Regions from separate parts of the Homo sapiens genome. Here all the other regions are linked to region 3. A link is an interaction called in ENCODE POLR2A ChIA-PET data of the cell type or tissue named here. Cell type or tissue: PC-9. All regions are shown on one strand. Links, peaks and the distances in the headings refer to the core of each region. The heading gives the core; the rest is flanking DNA.

Region 1 (10,235 bases), core at 980-8,979, 63 kb before region 3:
AAACTGTGAGTTTCTCCACCGTACAGACACATGCTCACTGTGCTGAAAACACTGTCCTGCAGGCCTCAAGTCACCAAGGAACTTGAACTACCAAGATCAGCCCCACCCCTTGAGAATGCCCTGGGCTCAGCTCTCTGTGTGTTGCTTCAGCCCTGTGCCTACCCCACCCTCCCACAGTCCCAGGAGGCCTGCCGGGCTGGGCCGGGCATTGGCGGAGCCTCAGAAAGGAAGCAGGGGGCAGACTGGCTCCGCAGGCTGGCAACCTGCACTTTCACTTGGGCCGAGAGCCAGCTGGCAGGGGGGCTGTGAGGCTCTGGATAGGGGGCCGATGCCAACACCCTGCAATCAACCCCAGCCAGGGCCTCTGCCTGGTGAGGTGTCACTACAACAGGCATCACTATCAGTGCCACAGAGGGGCCCCAATCTGCCCGAGGATCTCACCCCACATGCTGGGGACCAGAGCACCAAACCAGGGTAACAGGCTTAAAACAGGAAAAGTCAACCCCTAACGCCAATCCTGCAGCCAACCCCAGGACAGGCAGCCTTTAAAGAGAGGGGCTGGGCAAAGCCCTTTATTCTCCCGAGCGCCACCGGGCCAGGGCCAAGGTGAGGATGAGGCCCATCCCTCAGGGACCCTCGGCCTTGCCCCTGGGAGAGTTGGTCAGGAGACCTGGCACCTGCCCAGCTGCTCCCCATAAGGAGACCTCGGACTGCACGGAGCTCTCTGGAAGATAGATTCTGTGTGGGGGGTTCACGAGGTCTCCAATAGAGACTGGCAGCCCCTGGCCCAACTTGGTCCACAAAACATGCTCTCTGTGGCCCAAACAGTGTTTCAAAAACTAGAACGAATCACTAACATTTCAGCAACTTAAGATTTTATATGAAAATCTAAGTTTCGGACTCATCTTGGGGACCTGACCACCCTGGGTCCATATTCCCACTTGATAACAGTCAGACAAAGCGAGGTGGCAGCCGCATCCATCAGACAGCACATGTTCTGTCACCACCAAAGTCCCCACCACTGCCACAGTCCCCACCACTCCTTATCGCCCACCCACACCTGGGCCACCCCTTCTCTTCCTGCCTATTGACGGCATCCATGTTTGCCTATGATGCTTACACAGGACCAAAATTCAAGGCCCAACGCAAAGAACAGAACTAGGATCTACAGTTTGGGACCAGTTGTTCCCAAGAAACCTAATTTAGAACACCAATTCCCGAGAGGCAGGGTTCAAGAACTCCCACAGCTCTGCATGGCTGGTGGGAACACCAAGGCCTTCTGCTCCACTGGGTCCTGTGAGTGTGTGGTTTTTACAAGGCTCTAGCAAATTAATACCGTCGCAGTGACCACAATCCACAATCCCATGGTCATCATAACCACCAAGCCTCAATTCACCAGACGCCCTCGTTCCTAAGTTTCCTAGGGTTAGAATATAATTTTCAAAGCCATCTGATACCTGGTGTTTATTCCAAAACTGGATTCTAAGAGGATGTTCTTGGGTTCAAATTCAAGCTGTTCCCACCCTCGGCAGCCCCCTCTGTCCACCTGTGAGAATGCCAACCTGAGTTTGGAGGAATGCCCAATGGCTCCAGAAGCGTCCCTGGGGAGTGTGGGGGGAGCTCTACGTGCAATCGGGAGACCAGGTCTCTCTACAGCTCCCCTACTTCCAGGCTGAGTGGCCCCAGGCAAGTGCCCTCCACTCTCTGGGCTTCTGTGGTCTCATCTTCACAACGGGTGTCACTCCTGCTCCGCTTGCCCAACGGGAGCGTGGGAATCGAGGGAAGACACACTTTACCAACTGTAAATCCCACGTGGAGCTGTTTCTGCTCTGTGCCATCAGCCAGAGAGGAAAGGCTCAACGCCCTTAACTCCTCAAGTCTTGTGGCTGGGCTTGTCCAGGTCAGAAAGAGGGACATCAGGAGAAGTGTTCCCCAGCCCAGCGCCAAATTAAGCCCTGAGGGATCAGGAAACGAGATACGTCCATCTCTGTGCCTGCATAGAGGGCTTTATGCTTCCAAAGGCCTCCTTCCTTCCACTCTGCCACAGCTTACCTGGTCTCAAGATACAAAGTTTACAAGACTGCTTCCCTTGCCATGACCTCATCTGCATGGCCTCACCTTCTCCCCTTGTTCCTTTACTTTCTTCATTAACCATTCCTATAGCCTGCCCTCTGCCAGACGCTTGTCCCTGGCTAAGAAGGGTGGTTCTTGTTGGTTCTGAGTGCACGGAGATGACCAGAAGCTTCCAACCCCTGGGCTCACTCGGAAAGATTTTTCAGAATATACACACGCACAGAGCCAAAAATCTTCCCGGCTGAGCCAAATTAAATACAGAGGCCTCTAGTTATTTCCATACGCACCAAATGGACTTAAATAAAGCAGTTCTCTGTGGCAGGCTCCAGCAGAGAGAGCTAGGCTGGGCCCCAGGGACACCCCAGGAGAGCCAGGCTGGAGGCACAGGCTGGGGAGGCTGGCTCTGGACAGGGTGTGGACAGAGAGGAGGAGACAGATGCCCATCGCGCAGAAGGCCTTCCTCATGGCCCGCCCTGCCAGCCAGGGCCTGTGGTGGGGCCATCTTGGCCCAGACAATCTTGGTCTTTTTTAGGTGCATAGCAAAACTGAAAGGAAAGTATGGCATTCCCATGTACCCACTGCCCCAACACAGGCACAGCCACTATCAACATCCACACTAGAGTGGCACGTTTTTACAGTCCATGAACTACGGTGACACATCATCATCACCAGGGTCCACAGTCTACATTCGGCTCCACACTTGGTGTTGTAAACAGCAACCTTTTGAAGCAGGTACTATATCATCTTCCCATTTTGTGGATGAAGAAACTAAGGCACAGAGAGTTGATGTAATTTACCCAAGGCCGCGTGACTCACAAAGAAAGTGAGGAGGGGTGAGGCTGGCTGAGGCCCCGGGACACCTCCCTGCCTGTCATGTTCTTACCTCTGTGGGGCCAGCCCACCACCCTATCTAACCATCGAGCTCCCCCTGCCCTTGCAGGACCTGGTGCAGGTGCTGCCCAGACCTGCAGCACGGCAGCTGCCAGGCCCCACAGCAAGTCAGCAATCTGCCCACAGCACCCAGCACAGGGGCACAGAAAGGGTCTTGGGGACAAATGAAGGCTGGGGGTAGGAAACACTATCCCCCTCAACCTCCCCTACCTACAACATTGGCACACAGAGCTCTTCCCCGGCAACTGTCTGGTACCCAGCAGGCAGGAGCTGTGTGGCCCTGGGCAAATGACTTGGCCTCTCTGTGTCTGTTTCTCAGTCATAAAATGGGAGTATTGTCCACCCAGCAGGGCTGCTGTGAGGGCCATATAATAACACACACAAAATCCTCAGCCTGGGGCCTGTCACCCAGGAAAAGCAGAGAGTAGCTGCTGCCACTGTCACGATTTAAGACTGTTATCACGTCGCTGCACTGCATGGTGCCATGGGTGCTAGAGGGAGGTGAGCTGGCCAAAGAGGAAGAGGTCTGAAGGAACATAGACCATCTGATTCCACACTAGCACCCATACCTGGGGAGCACGAGGGGTGCCTGGCTGGGATGTGGCCATGCCTAGGGTGTGACTTTGGCTTGTTTTGGCTTCTAAGCCAACTAAGCTGGGTTGGGGGCACTCTATGTACCAAGCACTGTGCTAGGAGCTAGGGTAGCAAACACACTCATACTGAGGACAGTGGCTGAAATGTGTTAGCACTTGCTACATGCCAGGCTCTAAGCCCAGCACTGTGGGGTGGCACAGCACCGGGTGATGATGACAAAGGTGAGTAAAGGTGACGGGAGCTGTCTAGGATGACTTTGGTATTCTGAGTGAAGCCCAAGAGGATCAGATGATGTCATGGAAGAGAAGCCAATTTGGGGAGAGGGAGATAATATGTGTCCTTTGGAACTTACAGATTTGCAGGTGCCCATGAGACCCCTAGAGAGGGTTGCTGGGTGGGTGGCAGGATGTCAGGGCCTGGGCAGGAGCCAGATCAGAAACCCCAGGAAGGAAAAGACTGTGTGAAGTAGAGAAGGAAAGAGGGCTGGGCAGAGGCCCAGGGACCCCCAGTGCTGAATGGCCACCCAGGGGCCCAGCAAGACGAGGGGCTGACAGGCCTGGGAGGGTGGCAGGGGCGCAGCCTGGCTACACGTCCTGGCAAGGGGAAAGCCAGGGCAACAGGGAGACCCTGCGGAGCTTGAAGCTGAGAGCCACAATACCATCCAGGGGACCCCCAATCCGATGAGAGAGGCTGACAGCCCATTCCACACCCCGCCCTCCAGAGGTCCTAGGCAGATGGAAGAGAAGCGAGTTCTCCTACCCTGACCCAGGAAGGCCCTGTCTGATGGAGGAGTCACGGGCCTAGCCTCTCCCAGTCACTTCCAGACACAGGGCATCCCAAATGGGTCAGACACCACTTGGTCACCAGGCTGGGAAACTGGCTCAAGCTCAGAGTTCCCGAGTTGGGCCAACAGAGCTAAGGGCTGTTCAAGAGACACTGTGGCCTGCCCCAAGCACCCGCCCCAGTGACATGACTTTTCCAAGGCTAGAAATGAGGCCAACCATGAGACAGGTCCTTGATATAAAATCAACAAAACGTCTGGGATTAAAACTAATCTCGAGCAATGAAATAAAACTGCACATAGGGATCATTATACCATTCTACTTTTGTACGTTGCACATTTTACATAACAAAAAGCTAAAAATAACGCTAAGACTCTGCTATCACATCAAGGTCCATTATCTTCTTGGGCCATTTTGCCATTTTTACGAAGCACAAACAAAAAATCTCAAACCCTGCTCATTTAAATGACGGCTCTGAGAACAGTCAATGGCCCAGAGGGAACAGAGAATTCACGTTCCTGCGACCGCACCTCCCCCTCCCCCAGCAGCAGAGGAAAGAGCTGCTTCCCCAAACACTTCCTCTCCACCCTACCCTCACCCCATGGAAATAGCGGCACTGCAATGGTATAACGATGACGGCTGGAGAGAATAGCAGTGCAGTGGGTAGGGGTCATCACAGCAGCTGCCATTTACTGAACACCTACTAGGTGCCGGGCGCTACTCCAGCCTCTCTTTCCCATCATCTCGGGTGGACAGTCGTCCTGATCCTGTCAGGAATCTGAGGATCGTTCTTAGCCCAGATGACTTCCTGGGGCTGGCGAACATGTTTTTGAGATTGTAGGCACTGGGTAGAGCTTCCAAGGATTCTCCTTCCACTCTGCTGATGGTAGTGCACCTCTGTAGCCATCCACGGTGGCTGTACAGGGAACCCAATGCTGCCACTGGAGTGCGCACAGCTGGGGCCTGCAGGTTTTGTCTCTCCGGCTCCTCCTTGGCCCCCTGCTCCTCCCTGCCTCTGCCTCAGGCTGCATTCTAACAAGCTGCTCCCCAGCAATGCCAGGGAGGGGAAAGAGGGTCCATGCATTTACCAGAGGACCAGGTCTATATTCTGCAGAGCTTGAATTCGTCATTTTCATTTTCTAGCCATTCTTTCCTCATCTGTCAAATGAGAATAATGCCAGTGATTTCACAAGGTTCTTGGTTCCAATCAGACAGGTATGTGTGAAGTTCAAAGGCCATCCAAATGCCAGTATCATCATTTTCATTCTGTAGCCTGTTCTAGCCCCAGTCTCAATCTTGTGCCAACTTAAGACCCACCAAAAACAGTTGAGGCTTTGCCCAAACCCAGCTGACTCCCCTTCCCCTTCCTGCCGGCACGCATAGTCACCTGTTTTGTGTCTACCCACACTGCCTCTCCCTCCATTGTTCCCATTTGACAGGCAAGGAGGCAGCAGCTTGCAGTGGGGACCACCTTGCCCTGGCCACACATCCAGGAAAGGGCAGAAACAGGATCCAAGTTTCTCCAGCTCCAGATGGCACCTCTGCCCACTGCAGCAAGCTGCCTCCCCTCCCAGGCAGACAGACCAGCTGAAGAGGACAGAGCAGCAGAACCAGGGACTGAAGGCCACTGCCCCTGAGGCCAGGCTCTGCAGCTTTGGGCCTTATTAGGCTCCAGAAGCAGCCCCAGGTACCACCAGGAAGCCAGACCTGCCCAAAGCCTCAGAAGCTCAGCACAGGCCACCAGCTGAGGGCTCCAGACGCACCACAGCTCTGCTCCATCTGACACAGGGCTGGGGGCCTCTACCTTGATGTCCTAACACCTCAGGGTGTCTCACACATGGTGCAGGCCATTTGCCCATTCCTATCTAAAGAAATCTTCATCCCAGCCCAACTGCAAGCTGCCTTACTTTGCAATTTCCCCAATCCACAGGCAAAGCGATTTTCTTAATACCCTTAACCATCCACTTCTTTGTGGGCTGTTTGGACAGCACGCTACAAGCACAAGCTAAAGTCCATGGGCTTAGTCACTTCTTACTGTGTCTGCCATCTGTCATACCACCAACAGCCTGCAGCCCTTTAGCCCTTTAACTTCTTCCCCTCACCACTATCTCTCTGCACCCCTCTCTTTTAACCCTGGTCCTGTCTGTGTGCCAAAAAGATAAACAATCCACTCCCATCTAGGAACACATCTCCCCAAACAAGTAATACGGTCCAGTTCCACACAGTCAAACTTCTCGGGCCTAAAACATCAGCTAAAGGATGCCATGTTTCTGGTGCTGACTATGCACTGTTGAAGCACTCACATGGATTCATTCATTTAATCCTCACAACAACTCCATGGCCTCCTCCTGTCATCCATCTTTTACCAATGGGGAAACTGAGGCACAGAAAGGCTAAGGAAGGTGCCCAAGATCATAGGGACAATGAGGAGCAGAGCTGGCTTTAGAGTTGGAGTTAGAGTTACAGGTAGTCTGACTACAGAATCTGCCTCCCTAACCATTGGGCTAAACATCCTGCATCTGCAAATGACTACAAGGATCAAGAGGCTCATTCTTCTTCTCACAGATGTGGAAACTGAGGCCCAGGGAGGGATGGGATGAGATGGGTGACTGACGCCAGGGCTCTAGGGAGGCAGACGACCAACGGTCAATCAGGGCCAGTTCTGGACAGGCCTTTCTGAAAGGTTTCCTCTCTCAGGATGGGAGACCTTTGAGCTTAAGGGCAGCCAGAATAAGGACAACAATGATCACAACTAACATCTACCGGGCCCTTGCTATGTTACTATGAGACACCGTTTAATTGCTTTACATGTATTCATGCATCTCATGATTATACCACCTACCCTCCCAGCCAGAAATAGAAAAGCAAACACCACTGGCTTCTGTAAATGGCATCAGGGAGAAAGTATTCATGTTGGCAGACAGACTCTGATCCGGTCTGGGCAGCAGGGGATTTTGGGAGAACCCTTCCAGTTTGTGTGAATGAGGAGGACTCCTCCCAGCTGGGGACTCGTTCCAATTCTTCCAGTTTATTAATGATCCCTCTCCCCTCCCATGGGATCCAGTTCAGCACCCACACACCTGTGTGTCCTCTAGTGATTCAAAAGCCCTAGCCTTGGGTTTCCTCACCATGCAGAAGCCTGTCATGTTCGCATGGGTCCCTCAGTGAGTTAGGGGACAGTCAGTTTTAGTCCTCAGGACCCTGCTCCAAGCAGAGTCTTGGCCTGGGGCTGCGCACAGCACACAAGCATGCTACCCTCAAGAGCCTGCAAGTGCAAAGGACACTGTCCCAGAATCCTGCCGGAGAGTCTGGGGATGCAGCTCTTGGGTTCTGTGGGGAAAGAGACAAGATGCCAGGAAGGCCCGGTGAGTGGTCATCAACCAGCTTGTGGGCTGAGACTTCTGAGAACATGTTGGGAATCCTGATACCTGGGGATACCAGACATCTGTTGTGGCAGTATAGGGAAGAAGCAAAAGGCTCCATTCATGGTGGTGACATATTTTGCCAAAGATTATTTAATCCCAGAGGAAGCAGAGCCTGGCCATGAAGTACACAGACCCTGAAGCCAGGCAGGCGGAGTTCAAACGCTAACTCTAGCACTCTAGCAACTTTAGCACTAAATGGCAACTGTTGCTATTACTATTACTACTGAGCTTTGAACAAAGAGGAAAAAACAAATGCAGTCACAGTGTCTCATCTTTAGAAACAGGGAGGGGACGCTTGCTATGGTTCTCCATCGGGACCTTAAGTTCAAATCAAACTGTCACCATGTCAGGAAACTGCAAACCGAGGAGATAAAACGGAAAGAATGGGCATTTCCTCCAAGGAGCAGCGAAGCTGCAGGTACCTATGAACAAGGCAAAAAAGAAATTCAAGTCAGAGCAGCTGGGACCCCAAGAAGGAAGATTTCACAAAAAGCCACACAGGCTCTAGAAATCAGTCTTCAACCTCACAAACGAGCAAAAAAGAAAACTGTGAGGAATCATTTTAACTCAGCAACAATTTCACAAACGGGAAAAGGTGGTAATAATGATGATGGTGATAACAGCTACCATTTGTTGGGGATCTATCTGTATGCTTTGGTCACCAGGCAAAGCTGCACATCCCCCACCCCCTCCCCAGGGGTTTCTTTTGGCTCCATTTCATGGATGAGAAAATCAAGACTCAGAGATGGAAGGCAACATATCTGAGGCCACACAGCCAGGAAGAGGTGGAGTCAGGGTTTTGTGTGATCCCCAAGTCCTGTGCTCTGTGATGTACCATTTCACACTACTAACCTCAGTGCTTCTACATCTAGCCCAGGGCCTGGTACAAAGTTGGTGCTCAGTAAATGTTTGTTGTGTGCATAAAGGAACACAGGAAAGTGAAAAGCTGCGTGTCCCCTGGGTCATACACATCTCTCCAGAGAACAACGCACTCCTCCAAGCCCAAGACAGCATGTGTGCACTTGTTAACACCTGCATTTATGGATGCTTTCATTCACTGACAACTGGCTATGTCCGCCATGAGGCCAGGCGCTATGCTAGGCAGGCATCGGGGTACTAGCCACAGGGCCAGGACTTGGAGGGACACTTGCCCAATTCAGGGTACAGCCATGGCAGCCAGGATAGTGGCAGGTCCAGGTGGCATCATGCCATACTTCAACCATAAATGCCATCAATTTCCTCTCTGCAGCAGCTCATGCAGTGGGAGCAGCCAGATTCTCTAAGGCCATGCCAATTAATTCTTCAAGAGCCTTAATGGCCTCTAAACTCATTACAATTTGCTTTTGAGGACAAACAATAAATCACATTCAACAGCATTTGAGCATACTCCCCCTACACACACACACACACACACACACACATGCTTCCATGGGAGATCTCTCCCAAGGCCTCCGGTGGTGTTTGAGCCCATCTGGGCTGTGCATCATCTTGCCCCTGTGCTTACTGGGCGGATATTCCACATGTCATCATAATTCAAAGGAAATTTACAAAACAGGAAGCAAGAAAATCCAGCGGGTCATTGGTGCCTGGGAAGAGCAGAGTGCTGACCTGGACAAACATGGCATTTGACTGGAGTCCCGAGGATGGCCAGCTGTGCAGTGGCCTTCAGACATCCACATTCTCAGAGCACTCCATGAAGCAGTGTTATCATTCCCTTTCACAGAAGGGGAAACAGGCTTGGAGGGGTGTGGTAACTTGCATACACTCACGAAACTGAGCTGGGACTTGAAACAAAATCTGTTTGCCTCCCCAGGCCCTTCTTTCCTTAAGTCTCAAGCTGCCCTGGATTCCAGATTATCCTGGTAAACCAAGATTCCACAGTATGCAGAGTCCAGACAGATAAAACCGTATGCACACACAGATGCACACACATGCACACACACATATACTGAGCTCCTGCAGCCCTGGGTACCCTGTCCAATACTGTCCAGAAACATCTATTTGCCCAGTTGTCACACTGTTTGACTATGCAGCTGTCAGTCCTGTCCATGTTTTTGAACTGAAGCTGTGTAAATATTAGCGCAACCAGTTCATAGTCCGACTTCCTTGAGTGAAAGCCTGAAAATCCTAGCAGGGCTAGCCAGGGCCTCCAGAGGCCTCCATCACAACATTGGGGTTCTCCTGTAGGCTCCCCATGTGATATTCTGGCCCAGTCTCTGGGTTCTCTTAGTGTGTGTACCCTTAAAAAAACGAGGATAAGAAGAGTCCTGTGTTTCACAAGGCTCAAACAGCAAAGTGCCACACACGCTCTTGGAAAGAAGCCTGTTATTTGTAGAGTGGTGCATGGTGGCATGGCTGGACTTGGGAGTGGTTATCTTGGGCCCGTTACAGACTAAGGGGGGTCCCCTGAGGTTTCTGGACCGTGCTGCATCCCATCCGGGTTTAGAGAGGGGGAGACGGCCAGCTTAAA
Region 2 (10,235 bases), core at 1,520-9,519, 1.3 Mb before region 3:
TTATTTATTTTATTTTATTATTTTCTTCAGGCCAGATGTTTTTATTTTTATTTTTTGAGACAGAGTTTCACTCTGTCACTCAGGCTGGAGTGTTGTGGGTACAAATGGCTCACTGCAGCCTTGACTTCCTGGGCTCAAGCAATTCTCCTGCCTCAGCCTCCCTTGTAGCTGGGACCAGGTGTGTGCACTACTACATCTGGCAAATTTTTTTTACTTTTTTGTAGAGATGAGGGTCTCACTTTGTTGCCCAGGCTGGTCTCAAACTCCTGGCCTGAGGGGACCTTTCTGCCTCGACCTCCTAAAGTGTGGGATTACAGGTGTGAGCCACTGCATCCGACCTAGAGTATGTTTTTAAATTAAGTTTTTTATTTTGAGATCGCTGTAGATTCACATGCAGTTGTAATAAATGATAGAGAGTGATCCCATGTAACCTTTACCCAGTTCCCCCCACTGGTAACATTTTGCAATGCTGTAATATTAATACAATTTCCCAACCAGGATATTGATAGATTCACTGATTTTAGCTCTTATTTGATGTAGAGTATCTTTTTTTCTTTGGGACAGAGTCTCACTATGTCACCCAGGCTGGAGTGCAGTGGCATGATCTCAGCTCACTGCAACCTCCGCCCTCTGGGTTCAAGCAATTCTCGTGCCTCAGCCTCCCGAGTAGCTGGCACTACAGGCGCGTGCCACCATGCCTGGCTAAATTTTGTGTTTTTAGTAGAGACGGGGTTTCACCATATTGGCCAGGCTGGTCTCGAACTCCTGACTTCAAGTGATCTGCCCGCCTCAGCCTCCCAAAGTGCTGGGATTACAGGCGTGAGTCACCAGGTCCAGCCAGGGTACTTATCTTGTTTCTACTATCTTGCTATTATGAATGATGTTGTGATGTTGCTATGGATATTGCTGCATGAGTTTTTGTGTGGATGCATGTTTTCATTTCTCTTGGATATATACCTAGAGGCAGAATTCTTGGGTCATATGATGACTACACGGAACTATCAAACTGTTTTCTGTAGTAGCTTTACTATGTTACATTCCCACCAGCAATGTACGAGGGTTCCACTTACTCCCCATCCTTGTCAACACGTTGTGCATTTTTTTTTTTTTTTTTGAGACAGAGTCTTGCTCTTTTGCCCAGGCTGGAGTGCAGTGGTGCAATCTAAGCTCACTGCAACCTCCGCCTCCCGGGTTCAAGCAATTCTCCTGCCTCAGCCACCTCAGTGCCTGGGATTACAGGCATGTGCCACCACACCTGGCTAATTTTTGAATTTTAGTAGAGATGGGGTTTCACCATGTTGCTCAGGCTGGCCTCGAACTCCTGACCTCGTGATCCGCCCGCCTCGGCCTCCCAAAGTGCTGGGATTACAGACGTGAGCCACCGCGCCTGGCCATCTGTCCTTTTGATTATAGATTTTGATTATAGATCAAAATGGGTGCAAATCAAAGCCACAGTAAGACACCACTTCACACCTGTGGGGGTGAATAGGTGTGAAGTGGCATCTTACTGTGGCTTTTATTTGCACTGCCCTGATGGCTAATGATATTGAACATCTTTTTATGTGCTTATTGGCCATTTGCATATCTTCTTTGGATGTAGGTGGAAAACTTTTTTGTTTTTTTTTTGAGATGGGGTTTCATTCTGTAGCCTGGCTGGAGTGTAGTGGCGTGACCTCAGGTCACTGCAACCTCTGCCTCCAGGGCTCAAGCAATCCTCTCACCTCTGTCTCCTGAGTAGCTGGGACTACATGCATGTGCCAGCATACTAGGCTAATTTTAAAAATTATTTGTAGAGATGGGGTCTCCCTATATTGCCCAGGCTGGTCTCAAACTCCTGGGTTCAAGTAATCCTCCTGCCTTAGCCTCCCAAAGTGTTTGGATTACAGGCGTGAGCCACTGCACCCAGCCAAATCCTTTTTAAAGTCGTGAATGTACTTGATGACAAAGTGAATGTGACAAGGTATTTCCCACAATTTTATGTTAGAATAGAAGAAAAACATATGTTTTATGCAATTACATACTCACTCATTCATTTTCCAAGTACCTATGCTATTCCAGACACCAGGAAATTTAGAGAAGAAGGAGAAACCAGTTAGTTGATTATCAGAAATGGCATAGACAAGATGTTATAGTCCTCCTGGCACTTTTGTAACAGTCTGCTTCTGACTTATCCAAATGGTTCAGCTCCATTCCTGGCAGGGCAGAAAAGGCAATGAGACAAGGTTCCTGATTTCCAGTAGCTCACTATCTAGTGGGAGAGAGAAACACATAAATATGTCATTGCGGTCGCAGATGGTTATCTACCCACAGAGCTTAGGAGCACAGTGGAGGGAGCAGGTAATTCTGCTAGGCACCTAGAAGGGGTGCAGGAGGAGGTGACATTTGAATTTGGTCTTAAGAGATATTCAGACATTTGACAGATGGTGAAAGGAGAAGGACATTCTAGCCATCAGGCACGGCCTGGTCAAGGGCATGGCTGAGGATGTGAGAGCCGAGGGTGAGCAGAGACAGAGGGTGGAGGGGAGGAGTGGAAGGGAGTGGACCACGTCATGAAGAGCCTCACTAAGGAGCATCCATCTACAAACAGTCTCACTCTGCGCCCAGGCTGGAGTGCTGTGGTGTGATCTTGGCTCACTGCAACCTCTAACCTGACGGGTTCAAGCGATTCTCCTGCGTCAGCCTCCTGAGTAGCTGGGATTACAGGTGTGTGCCACCACGCACAGCTAATTTTTGTATTTTTAGTAAAGATGGGGTTTCACCATGTTGGCCAGACTTGTCTTGAACTCCTAACCTCAAATAATCCATCTGCCTTGGCCTCCCAAGAGATTTTTTTTTTTTTTTTTTTTGTAAGCAGAAGAGTGGTGTGGTTCGATCTGAGGTTTAAGAGATCACTCACAGGCAGCCAGTTGGATGGATTAAGGGGTCAGCAGGCCAAAGGGTAAATATTTGTGGCCTTGTGGACCACACAGTCTTTGTTACAACTTCTCAACTCTGCTGCTGTAGTGTGAAAGCAGCCATAAGACAATACATTTAAGTATTTCATTTAAGAAAGAACCCGGCTGTGTTCTAATGCACATGTATTTACAAAGCCAGGAGGTATGGATCTGTCCTGAGGACCATCATTTACCAACTCCTATATTAGACTAAGGTGGGAATGAAGGCAAGGAGACCACTGACTATGTGGAAATTCTCTCATGAATGGAGAAAATCAGAATGGGGTGAGGGAAGTGCAACCAAGGCAGAGGGTATCTTTCAGCCTCAAGAGGAGTCAGGTCCTCTACCTCGGCTGTGCTGGAAAGTGTGACTACACGCCTCACGGCCCAGCTCGCATTTCCTACAAAGCAGGCAGAACACCTAGTTATGCAAAGAGCATCACTCACAGCCACTGCAGCCACCTGGGAGGTGTGGAGCTTCTATCTGTGACAAGCCTGCCAAGGAACTCACAGGCCCAGGCAAGGAGAAGCCTAGAAAACAAGGTAGAAAGTCTTGGAAAAGCCTCATTTGGTCTGCGATGTAAGAAAACTTGATTCCAGTTAATTGAGGTAAAGAAGAATTGGTTCAATCTCATAGAATCCACAGGGGAGATGTGTGATTGGTCCCGCACTCTAAGAGCTGGAGAGCGAGAAGCAGGTGCCTCTTCTGGCCTCTGTGGGGCTGCACAGACTCTGTCTCCGTCTCTTCTGCAAAATTGGCATCCATGTGTGGACTGCTCATCAGTCAGTGTGGGGTGGAGACACAGAGAAAGTTCAGGAGTACATAAGTGGCCCCATAAAAACATGCACCCTACCACTACCCTGGAGGGCAGCTGACCGGGGGTGTCTGGTCCAGCCTCTCTAACAACTCCTGCACCTCTCTGTCCAAGCCCCTTCCCCTTGCTGGGCAAAATAAAGGGGGCAGTTTCGATCACTGGCTCTCAACTGGGATTTCTCCCAAAGTAGTAATGAGGTCGACTTGCAAGCATTTTTGGCTTTCAAAAAGCCATTTAAAATGCTCTGCTTGCTGATGAAAGCTGTGGTTTCTTTGCTCTCGGCTACGATTCTGTCAACTCAGGGTAGTAACACTGCTGAGCGCGTGCTGATCTGAAGCTCTGATTGGCTGCTGGTGACATAATAGGAAGGTCAGGAACGATTGGCTGGCAGCTGAGACCGGCTGAGCCACATACCAGGAAGGTGTGTTGGGCGTGAACAGAGCACGCTTAGAGCAGGAACAGAAGTACGAGCGACAGCCTACCAACATCCTTCAAGCATGGGGGCAGGGGAGGCATGTGTTAAATAACAGAGTCTTCAAGATAGTGAAAACTATGCATCATTTCTAGGGTCCTCTTTTGTGTAGCTCCTGTCTCCCCCTAGTCCCAGGTGTCTCTCCCCAGAGGGCTGGAGGGCCAGGCCAGGCTCGCAGACAAGTGGGTACATGTACCCCCTTCACTCCCAGTTCCCTCCTCTCTGCCCAGACCTGCTCTCCGCAGCCCTGAGGCGGGCAGCTGGTCCACCCTTCTCCCCTGCAGTTCTCTCTAGGCTTAGGACCCAGGTCCCTCCCTGCTCTAGGTGGTCTGGATGTCAGCATCTCAAGCTGCGGCCTCAGGCAGCAACAGGCACGCCCTTTATGAATTATCTGAGCAGAGCACAGCCACAGTGGGAGGAATAAAAATAACAAGAAACACAAAAGGTGCCTCCTTGAACAGGAAGAGACACTAGGGATGGGGGACTGGCTCACCTGGTGAGTCACCCTGCGTTCCCTCTTCTTGGCTGGCTATCAAAAGAGAAGAGAACACAGGCAATAACCTGTGGCCTCCAGGGACGGGCTGGGCGTTTTAGAAAGGCCCTGGGTTTGCAGAAGAGAACAGCACGCATGGTGGGGAGGCTGCTGGAGGTTGGGATTCTACGTCTGGCTCATGGCAAACCTGATGGATGACTTTGGGCTCTTTTCAGAGTCTCTGTTGCCTCATTTGTTTGTTTGTTTTTGAGACGGATTATTTATTTATTTGAGTCGGAGTTTTGCTTTTTGTCGCCCAGGCTGGAGTACAGTGGCCAGATTTGTTTGTTTGTTTTTGAGATGGATTATTTATTTTTGAGACAGAGTTTAGCTCTTTGTTGCCCAGGCTGGAGTGCAGTGGTGTGATCTCTGCTCACTGCAACCTCCGCCTCCCAGGTTCAAGCGATTCTCCTGTCTCAGCCTCCCAAGTAGCTGGGATTACAGGCGCCCGCCACCACGCCCGGCTAATTTTTGTATTTTTAGTAGAGATGGGGTTTCACCATGTTTGCCAGGCTGGTATCAAACTCCTGACCTCAGGTGATCGACCCACCTCGGCCTCCCAAAGTGTTGGGATTACAGGCGTGAGCCACCACGCCCGGCCTGTTTATTTATTTTTAATTTTAAAAAGTTTATATATTTAAGGGGTACAGGTTCATTTTTCTTACATGTGTATATTGTGTAGTGGTGTACCCATCATCACCCAAATAGTGAACACTTTACCCAACAGGTGATTTTCCAACCCTCACCCCCTCCCACTTTTTATAGTCTCCAGTGTCTGTTTTTCTTTTTCTTTTTTTCTTTTTTTTTGAGACAGAATCGCTCTCTGTTGCCTAGGCTGGAGTGCAGTTGTGCAATCTCAGCTCACTGTAAACTCCACCTCCCAGGTTCATGCCATTCTCCTGCCTCAGCCTCCGGACTAGCTGGGACTACAGGCGCCTGCCACCACAGCTGGCTAATTTTTTTTTTTTTTTTTGTAGTTTTAGTAGAGACGGGCTTTCACCGTGTTAGCCAGGATGGTCTTCATCTCCTGACCTCGTGATCCGCCCTCCTTGGCCTCCCAAAGTGCTGGGATGGCAGGCGTGAGCCACCGTGCCCAGCCCAGTGTCTGTTTTTCTACTCTGTGTGTTCATATGTACCTATTGTTTAGCTGTCACAAGTGACAACAAGCGGTATCTAGCTGTTTCGGAGTTATTTCACTTAGGATAATGGCCTCCAGTTCCATGTTGCTGCAAAAGACGTGATTTCATTCTTTTTTTTAATGGCTGAGTATATCCATGGTGTGTGTATGTATCACATTTTCTTTATCTGATCCTTGGTTGATGGACAGTATATCTGTGCGATTGTGAACAGTGCTGTCATAAACACATGAGTGCATGCATCTTTTCCCTTTGGGTAGATACCCAGTAAAGGGATTGGAGTCTAATGGTAGTTCTATTTTTAGTTCTTTGAGAAATCCCCATAATGTTTTTCATAGAGTTGTCCTCCTTTATTAAGCCTCCTATTCAGGGTGAGGCACTGTGCCAGGGGCTCTACATACATTGATGCTAATCTTGAGAATCATCCTGCCAAGTAGGGTCTTTATCGTCTCCATCTTAAAGAACAGGAGGCAGTTCCGAGAGATTAAGTAACTTGCCTGCTGTCACACGGTATACTCTTGATTCAAACTCAGGTCTTTCTTTCTCTCTCTTTTTTTGGAATGGAGTCTAGCTCTGTTGCCCAGGTTGGAGTGCAGTGGTGCGATCACAGCTCACTGCAACCTTCGCCTCCCGGGTTCAAGCAATTCTCCTGCCTCATCCTCCCGAGTAGCTGGGATTACAGGCACACACCACCATGTCCAGCTAATTTTTATATTTTTAGTAGAGTTGGGGTTTCACCATATGGGACAGGCTGGTCTCAAACTCCTAACCTCAAGTGATTCACCTGCCTCAGCTTCCCAAAGTGCTGGGATTACAGGTGTGAGCCACCATCCCTGGCCAAACCCAGGTCTTTTTGATTCCAAAGCCCCCAAGTATTGCTTATTTTATTTTTGATTTGCTTAAAAAAAAAAAAGCTAGTTAATGACTAGCACTTTGTGAACTATTTTTCTCCCAACATTTTTAATTTTTTATAAAATTTAAAAAATAGAGGTGGGGTCTCGCTATTTTGGCCAGGTTGGTCTTGAACTCCTGGCCTCAAACAGTCCTCTTGCCTTGGCTTCCAAAAGTGCTAGGATTACAGGCGTGAGCCACCGTGCCCAGCCCCACCCCGACATTTTCTTTTTTGACTACCATCAAGTACTAGCAGAACATCCAGACCTGTTGGCAAACAAGCAGTAATGGAGACACTTGGAAACTTGACCCTGAGTAGCTCAACAGCTTGTTTTCTCCATGAGCCAGTAGGCTTCTAGCTGTGATTTCATTAATTTATAACAGTATGCACATTTAATTAAGCAGAATGTTTCTTGCCCAACCTAGATGCTAAATCCATCAATGTGTTATGAGCTAAATTGTGGTTCATACAATGAGAAATAGAAAAGTCAGTGTTGGGGGCCGGGTGCGGTGGCTCAGCCTGTAATCCCAGCACTTTGGGAAGCTGAGGTGGGTGGATCACCTGAGGTCAGGAGTTCAAGACCAGCCTGGCCAACATGGCGAAACCTCGTCTCTACTAAAAATACAAAAATTAGCAGGGCATGGTGGTGCATGCCTGTAATCCCAGTTACTTGGGAGGCTGAGGCAGGAGAATCACTTGAACCAGGAAGGAGAGGTTGCAGTGAGCCAAGATCATGCCACTGTACTCCAGCCTGGGAGACAGAGCAAGACTCCATCTCAAAAAAACCAAAACAAAACAAACAAAAAAGAAAAGTCAGTGTTTCATCATCTTATGCAAAGGAAGCTATAATTTCCAGGTGTTCTGCCACCTACAACAGGTTTGAGCACTCTTGTTCTCCGACTCTATGAACGCACACTTTGTGCACAGGAAAACTTCCTGGATAAAACAGAGCCAGGCAGAGCTCTCTCACCACTGTAGAATGAAAGTTGCTTTCTTTGCTTCCTTGGGAATCAGAAAGGTGCTCTGCCCCTTTCTATGTGCACCTGGAAAGTTCTCCATCAAACCAAGCTGACAGGGAGGCTCTCCAGCCTGCCAATAAGAGCAGTGACTGAGTGCCAGAGGGACTGTTACCTAGATGGCCAGGCTAGCCCAAGATGGACAGAAGAGGGAGCACTTTCCGTAAAACAGCCACATGTCACAGGCCCCAGCTGCCGCCTGCAATCCTCTGGCTCCCAAGACTGCCCAGGGCCCTACTGCTCTCCCTGGGAGGTTTGTCTTGGTCTATTTGGGTTGCTATAACAAAATGCCATAGACTGGGTGGCTTATAAACAACAGAAATGTATTTCTCAGTCTGCAGGCTGGGAAGTCTGAGATCAAGGCACTGGCAGATTCAGTGTCTAGTGAGGGCTTTCTGGTTCATAGATGGCCACTTCTCATTGCAACTTCACATAGAAGAAGGAAGAAAGGATCTCCCTGGGTCTTGCTGATAGTGTCCTAATCTGCCCTCATGACCTAATAAATTCCCAAATCCTCATCTCCTAATACCATCACATTGAAAGCATTTTTTTTTTTTTTTTGAGACGGAGTCTCGCTTTGTTACCCAGGCTGGAGTGCAGTGGTGCGATCTCGGCTTACCGCAATCTCCGCCCCCCAGGTTCAAGTGATTCTCCTGCCCTCAGCCTCCTGAGTAGCTGGGATTACAGGCGGCTGCCACCGTGCCCGGCTAATTTTTGTATTTTTAGTAGAGATGGCGTTTCACCATCTTGGCCAGGCTGGTTTGAACTCCTGACCTCGTGATCCACCCCCTCAGCCTCCCAAAGTGCTGGGATTACAGGCATGAGCCACCGCGCCTGGCCTTTTTTAATATTAAGATGCATTATTTTTGTACAGGCATTTTTTTTGGTTGGGGGACACACAAATTCAGACCATAGCAAGGTTCCAGCCATAAGCCAGAATACTTTCCTTATAACTATCACTGAAGGACCACTGGTCAGCCCCCACGTTTGCCAGGCTTTGGGGCCCTAGTCCCCCTCTTCCTGTCACATTCCCCGCCACCACCCTGGTGATTTCCGAAACCCATGTGAACAACTTACCCCTCGACTGTCTTTCAGGACAGTGTTACAATTTCACCAAGGTGGCCAGGACCTAGCCATTCTGCAGTCACATCTCCAACACTTGTGTGCAAATGGTTATAGATTTAGAGAGATGTGTGTGCTGAGTTTAAATAAAGTCACGCCACTGCACTGGTGGAAGTAACTTAACTCAGATTCAGATACAATCATTATTTACTGAGCTCCTAATGTGAGCTGGGTGTGACCATCTCTGTCGTCCCATTTGATCCTAAAGATAACCGTTTGCGCAGCATTATTCACAATAGCCAAGATATGGAAACAACCTAAGCGTCTGTTGACAGATGAACAGATCAAGAAAACGTGGGGTGTGTTTATGTATATATACAGCCATGCACTGCATGCCTGCCGATGTTTCAGTGATGGACCACAGACACAACAGTGGTCCCATAAGATTATAATACCGTATTCTTACTGAACTGTTTCTTTTTTAAGAGAAGTGTGTGTGTGTGAGATCAGAATTTCAGTGTCCCCATGAACTCAGTACATTCTACACTTGTCTTCCAGCTGTTTGCAAATGTTTTTCTTTTGGTTGGTAATTTTTTTAGAAATAGATCTTTTATTTTTTAATTAATTAATTTTTTTTTTTTTTTGAGATGGAGTCTCGCTCTGTTGCCCAGGCTAGAGTGCAGTGGCCTGATCTTGGCTCACTGCAAGCTCCGCCTCCCAGGTTCATGCCATTCTCCTGCCTCAGCCTCCCGAGTAGCTGGGACTACAGGCGCCCGCCACCACGCCCGGCTAATTTTTTGTATTTTTTTTTTAGTAGAGATGGGGTTTCACCGTGTTAGCCAGGATGGTCTTGATCTCCTGACCTCATGATCCGCCCACCTCGGCCTCCCAAAGTGTTGGGATTATAGGTGTGAGCCACCGCGCCCGGCCATTTAAAATTTTTTTTTTAGAGACAGGGTCTCACTATGTTGCTCAGGCTGGCTTTGAATTCATGAACTGAAGCAATCCTTCTGCTTCGGCCTCCAAAGTAGGTGGGACTACAGATGTGGACCACTGTGCCTGACTTACTGTACCTTTGCTATGTGTGGACATGTCTAGACACACAGTGCTCACCACTGTGTTAACAACTGCCTCGGTATTCAGCACAGTAACCTGCTGTACAGGTTTGTGGCCTCGGAGCAGTAGGCCATCCCATGTAGCCTAGGTGTGCAGTGGTAGGTTAAGCCATCTAGGTTTCTGTAAGTGCACTCTATGACGCTCACGAGAAGAAAATTGCCTGACAACGCATTTCTCAGAGGGTATCCCTGTCATTAAGTGACACGTGACTGCAGAGACAGACCATCCAGGACTTAACGCTCTTTCGACTTTACGATGAAT
Region 3 (10,235 bases), core at 1,110-9,109:
CCACGGGTGAAAGGGGAAAGCAGCCATAAGGGAATTTATGTGTGCTCCAGGCAGTGCCCAGAGCCAGAGAAGTGGCGGCTCTGCTCTGCTCTGCCCAGGACCTCCTGCCCATCCCAAACTCAGCTCTGGGCTCTTCCCGGAGATAGACAGCACGAGCCAGGGTGTGTCCAGAAGGCGTGGGTGGGGAGGAGGCTGGTGACCCCTTCCTCAGCCTCAGGGAGTCCTGGTCTCTGCAGGCTGTCCAGAGCTGGGGAGCAGATGGGTTGTGAGGCTCAGAGGACAGGGCCAGGCCACTTCAGTGTGTGGGTGGGTGGCAGCGAGCACCGCAGGAAGGATGGTGCCAGTTCCAAGTGGGAACAAATGTCCTCGCGTCAGAGCTGCCTAGGCATGGCCCAGGCTGGGAGGTGGTGAGCACTCTGTCCCAAGAGGAACGCCCACTGGCCCTCCTGCAGAGGGGCATCAGATGGCTAATTGTCCAGGAAGCTCCCTGGAAGCTCTCAAAGGCTGGCTGCCAGCTGAGCTGTTCACGGCCCTCCTGCCCAGATGCAGCCACGGTGGGAAGGCAGAGGGGGGCAGGGCCAGGGCAGCCAAGGCCACCCCACTCCTTATCAACCAGCACCCTGGGCCCCATGTGTTCCAAGTGAGCTGCCCTGGCCCACGAAGAGGCTCAAACGCCCCATTGGCTCTCAAGGCACAAAACGATCTTTCTTTTTCAATATAATGCCAGATGCAAAAGTGATCTTCCTGCCTGACCTGAGAGGGGCTGTGGATTTATCAGGGCACTGCCCTGTACCCAGAGCAAGGCCTTTGTCTGCCAGGGGCCCAGAGGTGAGTGCCCAGAGAAAGGCCAGCCAGGGAAGACGCAGGGAGGGGAGGGGCGGGGAGCTGGTTAAAGGGTCTCATCCACCCTCCAGAACTACTGTATCCCCACACGCATCTCACAGGCGGGGAAACAGGGGCTCAGGGAGGCTGCCTGTTATACAAACAGCCAATGCCTCAGCAGCACCTACTGCAGCTGGGGGAAGCTTACAGGCATTGTCTCATGGAAGCTTCAGAACGTCTCTAAGAGTCACGTCCACGGTAGGAAGGGGCTGAGCCCAGTTTTGAACTCAGGTCAGCCTGATTTCTGAGCCTGTGTGCTTCCCACTTCATCACGTTATCCCCCTAAGCCCCCACGCTGAGACTCAGAGGACAAGGAGGGGGTGCCACAGCCATGCACCCTGCTGGATGCCAAGCCAACAGAACCCAGTGATGACCTGCCAAGAAGCCCGCCCAGCTGGCATGGCTCCCCCCCAACTCTACAGGCGAGGAAACAAGCCCAGAGAGGTTTAGCAACTTGCCCGAGGGCTGCACATCTCACAACCTACCGTTGTGGGCTCTAAACCCTGGGGTGCCCAGCTCCCAAGCTGTTCTGTCCAGGATACAGCCTGCAGCCAGGATCGTCCCTCTCAGAGTCCTCGGGCCAAAGTTCCAGAGACCCTTCTCCCGGCTCCTTGACTGCGGTCGCCAAACCCCTGGGCAGAGGGCCAGGGCTGGCAGGCGCACAGCTGCTCCACACACACCTCTCGCTTTTCCAGATGTGAATGGGACCCAGCCAGGGGCAACAGGCTCACTCGGAGGGGAATCTGAAGACGCAAGTGGAAAACTATGCGCTGTCCGATCGCAACCCTCCAATCTGTCCCTGTGGCCGCCGGCAGCTCCGCCTTGGGCCACAGACCTGCTGACTCAGGGCTTCCCTGGCAGCCGAGGGGGCTGGGATCCGCAGAGGGCCTGCTCCTGGCTGGCTGGCTGGTTGGGGCGTGGCCTTAGTCCTTTCAGGGGCTCTCAACAGAATGGGGTAGGGGTCGGGAGGGCAGAGTGCTTCTCTTGGAGCCCAAGGCCCATCCTCCCCAGTTAACCACAGGGGCGCCTGGCAGTTATGGGTGCTAAGAGTGGGTTTGGGACAAACCCAGTGCCAATTATGGTGCCCACACCCACCCCACCACTCTCCTCTCATTGGTGGTGAGGAGGCCACCCGCCAGTGCTCGTGACACCCCTGTGAAGCTACCTGTCTATCACCACTTGACAGCCACAAAGCCTCCCGTAAGGCCCCGCCCCACAGCCCCGTCAGGTGGCCGTGCCATTCAATGAGGAGACTGAGGCACAGAGAGGCCAGTCTGCCAGGCTCTGTGAGGCGGTGCTGCTTCTCCTACAGACCATGTGGGCAAACGGCAGCCAAGAGGGAGCGAGCGAATCACCCTTGGACAGGGCACAGCGGGCCTCCCAGTGCCGAGCCCTCTGCATTCTGTCAACAAGCCCTGAGGTTTCCAAAGTGCCAATACCTGGAAACCTTGGGACAGAAGGGGACTCAGGAAAATCCAGCTGTGGTCACAAGGAAAAGCACACGGAGAGCTCACCAAAGTCCAGGACTCACCCGCTGCCTGGCCCAGCTCCCAAGTCACCCACCCAGGAGGTCTATCCCGGGGTCTGGGGCAGGGGCAGGGGCAGGGGCAGGCAGCCGCTGACTCACTCCAGGGCTGAGCTCTGCCTCTCTCCTTTCCCACAGCCAGCCGGCATCCTCATCCCAAGAGAACACTTTAGCCCTCACTGTCTGCCCTGCTCCCTCAAACCTGCCCAGGCCCAAGACCCGCCATTGAGGCTGAGGCCCAGGGCCCCAGGCACTCTCACCCAGCAGCAGAGACAACTATGGCCACTGTAATTATGGTTTCTTATTACAGTGAGAGTAAACTGTGTGGCTGGGTTTCCCCTTTCCCTTTGGCTGCCAGGAAACTTGGCAATTTTTACCCCAACAGAAGAACCTCAGGACCCTGTATATCTCTGTTCTGTTCTATTTTTCTACCCTAGCTCATGACATCCTATTCTAAATTGTGCTTTTTCCACTCCTGATTCTTTTTTTTAGAGATGAGGTCTTACTGTGTTGCTCAGGCTGGAGTGCAGTGGCTATTCACAGGCATGATCATCACACACTACCCTTGAACTGGGCTCAAGCATTCCTCCTGCCTCAGCCTTCCGAGTAGCTGGGACTAGAGACATGCACCACCATGCCTGGCTTCTGATGTTTTTTATTAACTATTTTGTTGCAGGTATTTTCTGTAAGCTGTCACAAGTATTTTGGGAAGGAAGGAAGAAAGGAAAGAAACAAGGAAAGAAGGAGAAATAGAAGGAAGGCAAAAAGGAAGGAAGGAAGGAATGCTTATAAAGTTTATACACCAGAGAGTGAGGGCAGAAAGAAAGAGGGACAATCTTTCAATCCCTTACCTGTTGCAAATCCACCCCTTTAAATAAAATAATATGCCCTTAGGCGGCATCCAAGTACAAACACATCTTCCAAATAGGTGGCTGCCCCTAAGCCCTTCCATATACAAATTCGGGCCCCGTGTAGTTCCCCTTTACAGATGGGGAGACCCCAGCCTTGCCTGAGATCACAAGGGACCTGGCTTCCTGCGCCCTGGTCTCCCTCCTTCTGGCAGCTGCAGAGGCCGCAGCGATCACAGATGGTGTCCCCTCCCCAGGGGGCCAAGGAGCTCTGCTCCACCCTTTCATTCTCACCATGCAGGCGCCATTCCAGATACCCCCACCACCCCCCACAGCTGTCCAGCTGGGGAGAAAGCTCAACGGCAAGGGTCATCGTATCCAACACTGACTGAATGCTGGCACCGCACCGGGCCCTGATCTTAGTGTGTATTACCTCACTGAATCCTCAAAACAATCCTAAAAGGATCTGCAGATGGGAAACTTTGGCTAGAGGTGAAGCCGCTTCACACCACTAACAATGCCAAAGCCAGCATTAAACCTGGGCAGCCTGGTGTCTGAGTCCGGGCTGAGCCCTCAGCCACTCAGTGACTGACGTTTACGGTCACACGAAGGAATCACTACACCAAGCGCTGAAGGGACGCGTGTGAGCCCCATTTCGCTGGTGGGTAACAGGCTCAGAGATGCTGTGGGGCAGGGCCAGGGTCACACAGCTGTGCCCTGTGCCAGCATGTTATGTAACACATGCTGCACCTGCCCCTGGCGTTCCTTTCCTGAACGTGTGCTCTGGATCCCAGCCGAACGTGTGCTCTGGATCCCAGCCAATCGCAGCACACCCCCTGGTCATTGTTCCACTCTCCTCCTCCCGCTCCACCAGAGACTGAAAGTTGCTCCAGCTCCCTCCATCCCAGCTCCTTCCTGGACCCTGTACAGCCATGCAAACCATCCGGCCCAACAGTCGACAGCCAGGCAGAGCAGCCATGCACGCGTCCCGGTACCTGAGTGTCCTCACAGAGATGCAGTACTTCCACATAAGGCTCCACACGGCACTGCCATACCCCTTCATGCCTGGCTCGGTGGAGGAGCGAGTGGCCAAGGGGCCCACCACCACTGCCCCACCACCCAGAGTCTCCTCCTGGCCAGGGAACGGCTCTCTTCACGGATTTTCAGGTCCCTTCCTTCTTCATGGTAGGAAGAAGAAAGAAAAGCCCCCAAAGTTAGGGAAAAGAGGAGGCACTGGCTGCCACAGGCCACTGCAGGGCTGAGCCACAGGCCCCACTATCCACCGGCCAGCCTCTGTGCCCTGGTCCTGTCTAGCTGCTCCAGACCCTCCTGGCCAAGCGGCCCTCACACACTAGACCCTGTGGCTTCTGCACAACCTTGCGCCTGCCTCCTGCCAGGAGACAGCAGTGGCTGCAGGCCAGGGGAGCAGTGAGTCACTCAGGGCGGGATGGGTGAGGGGCGTCCGCCGGTGAGGAAAAGCTCAGCTGCCGGAGCCCAGGGGCTGGCCCTGCGTCCAGAGGCTGGCCTGGGATGGGAGAGGCGAGCTCAGAGAGAGGGAGGCGGGCGGGGAGGCGAGGGCGGGCCCACATCCTCCCCATTTCCCCAGAGGCTTAAACCCAACTCCCGCCCTGCAGCCCAAAGCCTGCAGCCCGGCCCACCGACCAGCTGGCCAAGATGAGGGTGGAGGAAGGGGCTGCTCTGCCACCTCACTCCTAGAGAAAGCCTGGGGTTGACACAAAGCAAAATAAAGACAAAATCAGGGCTGCTCCTCTGGACAGTGGTTGGCCCTCCAAGGGTCTCCAGCTGGTGAGTGAGACGGTTTCCAGCTCTGGCTGGGCCACTTCTTTGCTGTTTGATGCTGGGCGTGGTCAGCCCCCTCCGGCCTTAGTTTCACCTCAGGCTACTGTGGGCTTGTGGAGCTCTGGGAATTGGCCTAAGCCCTCCTCAGGCCAAGAACTAACTCATCCAGTTCTCCCAATGCCCTTAGAAAGTGGATTTTATGATTAGTGTTGGTTTACATGAGACACAGATAGAGGAAGTCACTTACCCTAGGTCACAGACCTAGGAATTGGTGGAGGTGGGATTTGAACCTTGGCAGTCTGGCTCTAAGAGCCCACGCTGGAGTCAGGGTGTAAGCTGGCTCCTCTCTGTAGGGATGGAGTGGGGTGGGATGAAGGGCTGGAGCCTCTGAGCAGCTGAAGGCCTTGGGGTCTGGGCCCAGGCTGGGTCTGGGGCATTTCCAGACTGAGGCCCCAGCTTGAGCCCCCACCCTGGTCTCCACCAGCTGCTCCCAGGCCCAGCCCAGGCCAGGCAGCTGGGGCTTCCCAGGCAGGGCCCCCAGGGATAATGACTCACGGATCAAGGTCAACACTCACAGATCTACTTTTCCCCACCTACAGCCCCCAGGAAGTCCCCCAGAAGGGCAGGTGCACCCAGCACCTGGCACCCAGCAGGGCCCTGGGCATCATGTATAGTGGGCAGCAGAGCTTCCATTTCACCGGGGGAAACTGAGGCTCAGAGAGGGCCATCACCTGTCTGCAGAAACAGGGAGGGTGGGGCCAGGGCTCCAAAGCCTTGCTCTGTCCCCAGGCCCCACCCCCGGCCTGTGCAGAATGGGAAATCTGTCTCAGATTCCAGCCTGATTCCCACATCAAGGATTAGCAGCTGCAGGCTTCTCCATCCCCTGAGCCAGGAAAGAACTTTTAATCCAAAAACAAGATAGGTTTCTACAAAGGCTGTGGCCTCCCTGGGGGACTCGGAAACCCAAATTCTTCTCCCTGTCATCAGAGGAGGCTTCACAAGCCACCACAGCAGACCTCCACCTGCCACAGGGGCTCCTCCACAGCATGCAGCGGGAGTGGCTGCCCAGCCTCTTCTTGAACACCCCCAATGATGTGAAGCTCACTACCTTTCAAGGCTCCCCATTCCTTGTTTTTTCTTTAAGCTTCCCCATTCCATCATGGAACCCCACTGACCTAAGGAAACTCTCCCTTGGACATTACTTCCCTGTCACTTTTCATACTGGCCTCGGTTCCTTGTGCCACACAGACTAAGGCCTCCATTCAAATGTTTATCTGGCCTGTCCTCCTAGTAGGGGAAGTTTTCACAATGTCTTTTGTGGGTGGAAGTAGCCTCTGCTTACCCGCTTTATCTCTACCCACTGATTCATATATTCACACATCCACACACCTTCCTCTCCAATGAATCATCCATGGATTCATTAATCCATTCACATATCCATCTATCATCTTCCTTCCTATCATCCATTCATTTATCCCCTCATCCACCCATCCATCCATCTGTTCCCTCACCCGCACATACACCCATCCATCACTCCATCCATCCATCCATCCATCCATCCATCCATCCATCCATCCATCCACCCATTTATCCACCCACCCATCCACTCATCCACCCATCTGTCCATCCATCCACCCATCCATCCATCTGTCCATCCATTCACCCATCCACATATCATACGTTGTCTGCATATCATTGTAAATTTGAATTCATTGCAAATGAGCCTTAATTCATCCATCCATCCACCCATCCACCCACCCATCCATCCATCCACCCATCTGTCCATCATCCATCCACCCATCCGTCCATCATCCATCCACCCATCCGTCCATCCATCCACCCATCTATCCATCCATCTACCCCATCTGTCCATCCACCCACCCATCCACCCATCTGTCCATCCATTTGTCCATCCACCCATCCATCCACTCATCGGGGACATGTCACACTCTATCTGTCTTTGCCATCCTCGGGGGCTCATCCTTGAGAACAGGGCACTCCTTACTCATCTTTGACTCCTTTGTCCCTACACAAGCTACTTCCTCTTGCAGAGCCTCAGTTTGTCCCTTTGCAAAACAGGAATAAAAAATCTCTGCCCTCCAGGCTGTGATGAGGAATGAGTGATACCACAACTGTGTGACCCTGGGTATAAGACTTAACCTCTCAACATCACTGTCTGCAGGACAGCATGGCCAGTTCTTGAAGTGAGAGTTCATAATGGTTTCTGAAACAGAGAGTGCACTCAGTAAATACCAGCTGTCACCTAAAAAGCCCCTGGCACTGCCGGGCACGTGTTAGGTGCTCAGTGCTAGTTGCCCTGTAGGACACAAGGAGCCCCAGAAAGAGTGGGGGAAGCGAGGGCAGGTCTGCGTGGAAGCCTTCACCCCCTCAGCCATTCCATCTCCCCAGCCACAAGGCCAAAGCCGGGCTCTGCAGAGAACTGGCTCGCCCTCCAACCTCAGTCCAGTGACTCACACAGCCCGCTGGGGATGAAGTCACTGCCGCCCAGGCAAAGGGAAGGACACATTTGTTCCCTGGGAGATGCTGATGCCATTGTGAACTTGGCCTTTGAGGGCAGGGCACAGCTCAGGGACTGTGTGCACTTGAGGAAGGCAGCAGGCACAGTGGAGGGACAGTGTTGAAGGGGACCCTGCTTGGGGAAATGAGGACTGGAAGGGGTGCCCCCTACTCTGGAAGCTTAGTGAGGGTCAGTGAGCCTCTGTCTGGCCTCTAGGCCTTGCTGAATGTGTGCCCTCTCCTCGCCTGTTGAGATGTGTCTGCCTGTGGTCTTAGGGCCTTGAGACCCTCTAATTTCTGCCTCTGGCTTAAGGGGCAAGCCACTGTTCCACATCTCTCATCCACAAAATGGGCACACTATACTCGACTCCCGCCTGGGGAACTGCAGGTGACAGTATGAGACCTCTCCTTACTCACTGGGGGTCCGTGCAGCCTCTCCTATTCCACCCACTCTCCCATGCTGACCGTCACCCACAGGAGACCAGGGTGGGGTGGGCAAGGCCCTTTGCCATCTTCTCTCTGCATTGAGCTTCCTGACACCCCCAAGTGGCCCCCACTCCATCACAACACCCCTGAGCCCTCCCAGATCTCCAGGCCTGTCCACCCTGGGCCAGGAATTCTGCACATATTGCCCAGTTATTCTCCACATGCCCCAGTCTGCTCTGGGCCCGGGACTGCAGCTCCCAGGCTCCCACTGCCTCCTGGTTCCTGACGGGGTGGCCAGCAGCGGCCCTGGCAGGAGGTCAGGAGGTGGAGGAGAGAATGATAGGTCAGGGTACTCGTTGCCTCAGCTCTGTCCTCGCTTCCTGTGCCCCTCGGCAGCCACAGTCCTGATGGGTGGCTGTTTGCACCCAGGTCTCTCTCTTTCTGGTTCATGAAACTGTTCTCTCCCCCAACCCTCTGGCCCAGGGCTGGTTAGGGTTCCCCCCTTCTGCCAGCCCAGGTGTCCAGTTCCCTTAACCCCATCCCACCCTGCACACAGCCCCATCACGGGCCACACTGCAAGGGAGCTTGTGTAGTGACCCATGTTTCCTACCAGGACCCAATGCTCAAGGCTCAAACTCAGACGACACCTCCTCTAGGAAGCCAATTTTCCATTGGCTTGTTCCTTCACCCAGTCAACATTCATTAATTGGCTTACTCTGTGCCAGATATCACTTGAGGATTTGGTGAACAAAACTGTGGAGCCTGGTGGGGCTGGCCTTCCTTCTGTACCAAGGGAGCAAATGAAAACGATTTCCCACAGTGGGCTGTGCCATGAAGAAGGCGTATAAACTAGATCATTTCTCTGGATGATACACTTCCCTTCTCCAGGAGTCCATCCTTTTTTGCCCTGCATCCTCTCCGTTCCCTGAGCCTGGACTGCAGCCATTTCTTCCCTGCACTTGGATGACCTGTCTCTGCATCCCTCCCTCACTGCTCTGAGAGCTCACATGAGCAGGTGAGGAGATCTATGTAGCTTAGTTCTTTGCACAATCACCCTATGAAGTAGCAGTTATTATCTCCCCAGTTTTTTTTTTTTTTGTTTGTTTTTTTTTTTACCAATTAATAAACTGAGGTTCAGATGCTGAGGTTAGTTACTCAGGATGATATATAAACCCAGCTCTGCCTATCTGACTCTAAAGCTAAAGCTCTGGAGGCTGAAAACAAAATAAATCACTTGTCATTTATATCTGCAGTCTTCCAATGGTGCCCAGAGCCATGCAAGGCGCAGGAAGGCACATACACCGAGTTGGCCGAACTTCAAAACCCTGGATCCCCCTTCTCAAGAAGCATTGGCCTTTTGAGGATGGGTGCTGGAATGCCCGTTTTCCAAATGGAAAAATGAAAGTCCAGGGTGCTGAGAGCGTTGGGTCTTGGAGGACAGTAGTGGGCTCCCAGCCTCCCAGGCAGCTGGCATCCTGAGTTCCACCATCTTGTCTCGGGCCTAGGATGGCCACTAATATCCAGTGCGCAGGCAGGGGCTGGGCACTCACTTCAGGGCAGGAGCTGGGAAAGAAGGCAGAGAAGAGCTTCCGCAAGTCCATCTTATGGAGCACAAAGGGCCAGCGTCCAAGTTGCCAGACTTGGCCTGCAGGGCCTCACTTTACTTGCTGTGCAGAAAAGAGACCGCAAGGGGGCAATGGCCAGGCAGGGGCCAGGGAGGAACTGTTGCTTGGACTGGGGTGGTGGACAGGAAGGTGAGGACAAGAGGTTGGATTCTAGAGACATTCTCAAAGTGGAACTGGTAGAAATGTCTGATCAATAAGATGAGGAGGTGAGAGAGAAAAGAGGAGTGGAAGATGATGCCTGGGTTGCTGGCCTGAACAACTGGAAAAATGGAGGTTCCATCCACGGTGACAGGGACACAGGGATGGCCAGTGGGAGCAGGTTTGGAGGGATGATGAGGCAAGGCAGAACGGGGGGACTCCGACTGGTCAAACAGAACAACTGTGGCTTGGCTCTGGCTGATGGCTGCTCTGTAGGAATAAGGGCTCTGATTTTTCAGATATCAGAAATCCAGGTTTTTACGTAACAGCTCTTGATTTTTATATGTTTGCAATAAATTCAAATTTACAATGATATGTAGGTTAATCCTATGCAAGCCAAATAAAATACATCTGTGAGTGTCTAGCCCACAGGATACCTCTTGTATCCTCCGCTCCTTCTTGTCTTTCAAGGTC

Evidence for each region. ChIA-PET counts read pairs that join two places held together with the same protein. Peaks named below come from ENCODE experiments on the same cell type or tissue, not always from the same donor. Only the 100,000 strongest peaks of a DNase experiment are listed, where the experiment ranks them.
Region 1: POLR2A ChIA-PET joins it to region 3 with 7 read pairs; 8 of 35 experiments call an interaction of 5 or more read pairs at or near these places.
Region 2: POLR2A ChIA-PET joins it to region 3 with 5 read pairs; 1 of 35 experiments calls an interaction of 5 or more read pairs at or near these places.

The regions. Positions count from the first base shown.
Region 1 is chr3:12,955,141-12,965,375 of GRCh38, forward strand. The region is part of intron 1 of IQSEC1 (IQ motif and Sec7 domain ArfGEF 1); the gene reads right to left. Among named protein-coding and RNA genes, the nearest start is that of LINC02022, 75 kb to the left of the region's middle. RefSeq lists enhancers at 3,063-3,563, 4,941-4,990, 5,111-5,190. In PC-9, for the core only: no CTCF peak of the experiment used is centred there; no DNase peak of the experiment used is centred there.
Region 2 is chr3:11,766,530-11,776,764 of GRCh38, forward strand. It overlaps a transcript of TAMM41 not described here. Among named protein-coding and RNA genes, the nearest start is that of TAMM41, 75 kb to the right of the region's middle. RefSeq lists an enhancer at 7,826-8,120. In PC-9, for the core only: CTCF peaks have their summits at 7,931 (motif pointing right) and 8,139; DNase peaks (open chromatin) are centred at 4,132 and 4,732; H3K4me3 peaks cover 1,494 bases; H3K27ac peaks cover 2,841 bases.
Region 3 is chr3:13,017,783-13,028,017 of GRCh38, forward strand. The region is part of intron 1 of IQSEC1 (IQ motif and Sec7 domain ArfGEF 1); the gene reads right to left. Among named protein-coding and RNA genes, the nearest start is that of IQSEC1, 51 kb to the right of the region's middle. RefSeq lists enhancers at 1,071-1,868, 3,555-3,754, 4,005-4,084, 4,985-5,044, 5,565-5,664 and 4 more and a silencer at 7,287-7,416. In PC-9, for the core only: no CTCF peak of the experiment used is centred there; DNase peaks (open chromatin) are centred at 4,719, 5,159, 5,589 and 7,539; H3K4me3 peaks cover 2,439 bases; H3K27ac peaks cover 2,856 bases.